Regions from separate parts of the Homo sapiens genome. Here region 1 is linked to region 2. Evidence: read pairs that join two places in POLR2A ChIA-PET (ENCODE). Cell type or tissue: K562. All regions are shown on one strand.

What was found. Peaks named below come from ENCODE experiments on the same cell type or tissue, not always from the same donor. Only the 100,000 strongest peaks of a DNase experiment are listed, where the experiment ranks them.
Region 1: POLR2A ChIA-PET joins it to region 2 with 5 read pairs; 2 of 35 experiments call an interaction of 5 or more read pairs at or near these places.

The regions. Positions count from the first base shown.
Region 1 is chr17:79,476,977-79,479,476 of GRCh38, forward strand. All of the region lies in intron 2 of RBFOX3 (RNA binding fox-1 homolog 3), which reads right to left. Among named protein-coding and RNA genes, the nearest start is that of RBFOX3, 130 kb to the right of the region's middle. In K562, no CTCF peak of the experiment used is centred here; a DNase peak (open chromatin) is centred at 1,325; H3K27me3 peaks cover 2,076 bases.
Region 2 is chr17:79,737,905-79,740,404 of GRCh38, forward strand. ENPP7 (ectonucleotide pyrophosphatase/phosphodiesterase 7) reads left to right here. Exons shown (of 6, transcript NM_178543.5): 5 at 12-158. The coding sequence ends at 142. Among named protein-coding and RNA genes, the nearest start is that of ENPP7, 8.2 kb to the left of the region's middle. In K562, no CTCF peak of the experiment used is centred here; no DNase peak of the experiment used is centred here; H3K27me3 peaks cover 2,500 bases.

The DNA.
Region 1 (2,500 bases), 260 kb before region 2:
AACCCCAGCACTTTGGGAGGCCTAGGTGGGTGGATCACTTGAGGTCAGGAGTTCGAGACCAGCCTGGCCAACAGGGTGAAACCCCGTCTCTACTAAAAATACAAAAATTAGCCAGGCGTGGTGGTGGGCGCCTGTAATCCCAGTTACTCGGGAAGCTGAGGCAGGAGAATCTCTTAAACCCAGGAGGTAGAGGTTGCAGTGAGCTGAGATCGCGCCACTGCACTCCAGCCTGGGTGAAAGAGCAAGGCTCCGTTTCAAAAAAAAATAAATAAAGATAAATTAAAAAAAAAAAAAAAAAAAGAGGGCGCGGTGGCTCACACCTGTAATCCCAGCACTTTGGGAGGCCAAGGCAGGTGGATCACGAGGTCAGGAGATCGAGATCATCCTGGCTAACACGGTGAAACCCCGTCTCTACTAAAAATACAAAACATTAGCCAGACGTGGTGGCGGGCGCCTGTAGTCCCAGCTACTTGGGAGGCTGAGGCAGGAGAATGGCGTGAACCCGGGAGGCGGAGTTTGCAGTGAGCTGAGATCGCCCCATCGCACTCCAGCCTGGGCGACAGAGCGAAACTCCGTCACCGGAAAAAAAAAAAGAGGAGGAGGAGTAGGAAAAAAGGGTGAAACAGAAGCAATGGAGTGGGGCCCCAGGTCCTTGTCTCATGTCCTCTTTCTCACAGGGACATCCTCAGAGCTTGCTCTGGTGGTGAACAAGCAAAGGGGCAGGGTGGCAGAATTAGGCAGGATCAGAATGAGGGACTGAAGTGGCTGAGCCTGGCATCCTTCCTAAATATTTTCCAAATACATTTCTTAATAGAAAAGGAATCACAGAAGTTTTTAGGACCCAAGTCTCCAAAGACTGGCTCAAACTAAAGTCTTCTCATTAAAATATTGGATCCAAGAAGGAAATAAGATGCCCCTGTAGGAAGGAGAGACCCCAGCAACGTCCTTCAGCTGGGCACCGCCTGTTCCACCCAGGAGCACCTAGGACGAGCTCCTGCAAAAGGAATGCATTCACTGCAAGCCTGGGAGCAACGTCCCATCCGCTTCTGGTATAACTAAATGAAGCCATGATCCCCCTCTCCCCGCTGCCAAGCAACGCTCATGTGCTCCAGGAAGCCCCACGCACGTTCCCACGGCTCATGCGGGCAGCCTGTGTCTCGGCTCAGCCCTCAAGGGTGCCATGCTCCCCGTGTGATGGATTCCAGTTTAACAGCTTTTAAAAACAAGCAGACAAGAGACGGGCGTGATGGATGAGTGCAGGAAGCACGCTCATTTGGAGATGATTTATGGGAAGTCATGTGTTGCCGCTCATGGGTGCGTCCCTGAGGGTGGGGGCCGGGGTGGATGGATGAGTTTGGATAGTGTAAGCTGCACTACCACGGCAGGCTCACACTCAGCCCCATGGCGTGTGCGGCAGCTCCCGCTCCCATCTCATCACGGCAGGCTCACACTCAGCCCCATGGCATGCGCGGCAGCACCCGCTCCCATCTCATGCTGTCTGCATCAGGGCAGAAGACTTTGTTTATCTCTCAGCTCCAGAACAAAGATGCTCCCCCATCCCCAAAAACATCTAGAGAAGAGACAACCGGCCACATTCCTTGGCTCCTCTGTGTGACCCCAACAACGAACAGCAATGTGGTTTAGGAAAATTCAGGTTATCCCATGAGAGTGGTGAAGGGGAGGGGAAAGGAAGGGAAGGGTCAGGGTTGGAGGAGCAGATGACCCTCCTCTGGAGTTTTTGCTCAGGCCCATCTCTTCCCTGTGGACCTGAAAGACCCATCTGCTCCAGGCCTCAGCCACTGCATGTAACAGACAAATCTCGTTTTGCAGCATCCATGTTTTTAATAAGGACTTAGAATTTACTATACAGTAAAACCCAAATTGAATCCATAGTTAAAGGGATGAGCTTTAAAACGGGATCTAATTGACAGGACCCTTTCCGAGGCAGAGGCAATGAACCAGGGCTGAGGCAATGTCCTAGGAGGAAACTGCTTCCTCCCCACACTCTCCTTTGAAGCAAGGACTCGCCTGCAGTGATGGGGAGTCTCGGTCGAAGGGCTCCTTGCCAAGGCCATTCCTGAATCAGAAAGGCCAGCCCGCCTCACTGGGGCAAAAGCTCCTGCAGGCTTTTCCCTGCCCGGGTTTCTCCATCACTGTTCTCCAAGTCCCTCTTAGGAAGCCCCTTCCTCTAGTCACATTCCTTTGGGCCATGGACGGCATCCACATGCCAGAGCTCTGGTAGCCCAAGGGGTGGTTTTGGCGGCCCCTTCTCTGAAGCCCATGTCCAGGCTGCAGGGAGAACCCAGGAGCTCGCGGGGCAGGAGGGTGTCTACAGGCACACCTGACCTCAGATGTGTGTACATGGCCCTCTTCCTTCAGACACCCGCCATCCACCATCCTGAAGGTGAATAAAAGACAGGCAGAGATTCAAAGCCACACGCAGGCCTCAGACTGCATTGCTCCTTGCTCTGAGGGGCTTCCTCTCAGAGGGGCTTCCTTC
Region 2 (2,500 bases):
GCTTTCCTTAGAATCTGCTCTTCCGCCTGATGGAAGGCCTACTCTCCTGCCCAAGGGAAGATCTGCTCTCCCGCCCAGCAGCAGGCCCCTCCTCGTGATGGGACTGCTGGGGACCGTGATTCTTCTGTCTGAGGTCGCATAACGCCCCATGGCTCAAGGTCAGAGACCCAGAAGGCAGAGGCGGGAGGGTGGCCCCACGCTCCCTGACCCTCCACCCTGATGTCCCAGCTACAGTCCTAGGCAACCAGAACAGAGCTGCCAGGCCCCGCCAAGCAGGTGACTCCCACTGACCTGGCTGCCCCAGAGAGGCCATCACCCCTGAGATCCCGAGGCTGACCCTTCCAGCCTCTCTGCTCTGGGCTTGGAGGAGGTCTTTCCAGAGCAGACCACCCGGACCAGTGGCCAGAATTCCCACCCTCCCCCAAAAGCCAGAACTCCCTCAGCCTCTGGCCAGAGCTGCTGCCTCCCCTCCTTCCTGCCATCTCTGTGCTCCACTGGGATAGCTCGGAAACCGTCACCTGCGGTGCATTTGGGAGGAGAGCTCTGGGGCTGTGTTCCTGGAACTCTCCAGGAGCCTCCTAGGACACGCATGAGGTGTGTTTGGTAGGAGAGCACCAGGGCTATATTCCTGGAACTCTCTGGAAGCCCACCTCTGAGGACACGCGTGGGGTGCATTTAGGAGGAGAGCTCTGGGGCTGCGTTCCTGGAACTCTCTGGAAGCCCACCTCCAAGGACACGCGTGGGGTGCATTTGGGAGGAGAGCTCCGGGGCTGCGTTCCTGGAACTCTCTGGAAGCCCACCTCCAAGGACACGCATGGGGTGCGTTTGGGAGGAGAGCTCCGGGGCTGTGTTCCTGGAACTCCCCGGGAGCCTCCGAGGACAGTGCTCCCTTGTCTGTCTGTGCAGCCACAGCCTCCTAGGCCAAGCAGAAGAAAGTCATTCATTCATCCCGAAAATATGTAACGGGAGCCAGCTCCATGCCACGCTCTGGTCTGGGCTCAGGATATGCAGCGAACAAGACAGTCCAGGACCTGTCATTTAAAGGTGCAAGAAAGCAGAGAACACAAAAGCAAATGAATCCACGCACAGAGTGCTCAGATGCTTGTGATGGCAAAGAAGAGACGGCCACAGGCAGGGACGAGGCAGGCGCGACCTTGTCATTTGCCCGGCCTGGAATGGCCTCTCTGAGAAGGTGGATTTAGGGAGAAAACCAGAATGACAGACACACCAGAAGAAGCCAGACACACCAGGCAGGGGAAAGAGCCAGGGACAGGCCCGCGGTGGGACAGGTTCGGCGTGTTTGGGATGAGACAGAAGGCCAGTGTGCCTGCAGGTTGGCACAGAGCGAGGCTCTAACAGGAGCTGACCACAGCCCCAAGGCAGGAGGTTGTGGGATGCACAGCGGGGAGCCCCAAGCTGAGGTTACACAGGGTCTGAGGTTGATGATTAAATGAGTGGCTCCCACTGCTGGGCCGGGGACAGAAACGGGAGCAGGAAGTGGCCAGTTTGGAGGTGGCTGCAGGACCCAGCCGGACATTCCAGTGGCGGGGTGGAGAAGCTGCAATGTGCACAGATTCCAAATACCTTTAAGAGGCACGACATTCGAGGTTTGTGGACAGATTATGTGGGAGGGTGAAGAAAATGCAAAAATGAAAGATGGGTCCAATGCTTGGGTCCTGAGCCACTTGCTGACATGCTAAACTGTTGGGGACAGGAGTCGGGGGGGCCGAGACTTGTTTCGGCCGTGATCAGCCTCAATGCCGGCGACGCGGCCACGTGCAGCTGTTCCTGGGCACAGGTTGTGCAGATGAGTCCACAGCCAGGGATGCAGTTTAGTCTGGCAATTTAAATTTGAGACTTGTCAACACAAGCTATGGGACTCAATGAAAGCCCCCAGCCAGAAGGAGTGGACTGAGAAGAGATGGTGACCACACCACTCACTGAGAAGGCGGGGCTGGTGAGACAGGAAAAGCCAAGAGCTTGTCATGGGTCAAGAGGGGAATGAGGCCAGGTGCGGTGGCTTCCGCCTGGAACCCCAGTACTTCCAGAGGCCGACGCAGGAGGATCGCTTGAGCCCAGGAGTTCAAGACCAGCCTTGGCAATATAGTTAGACCCCGTCTCTGTAGGAAATTTTTTTTTAATTAGCTGGGCATGGTGGTGCGTGCCTGTAATCCCAGCTACTGGCAGGGAGACTGAGGTGGGAGGATCGCTGGAGCCCGGGAGGTGGAGGCTGCAGTGAGCCTTGTTCCTGCCACTGCACTCCACCATGGGCAAGAGTGAGACCTTGTCTCTACAAAATAAATCAATGAAAGAGAAAGGAGCGGGTTTAGGGTTTAGAGAAGTAGGAATGTGGAGATGTGTGTGGTGGGGAGGACCATTCATGCCAAATGTCACATCCGGAAGGGGACCAGAGGACCCTTCAGCCCGAACCCCTCAGGCAGACGAGGATGCTGGAACCCAGAGGCGTTAGCTGACTGGTCCAAGGGCACCAAAGAGTGGC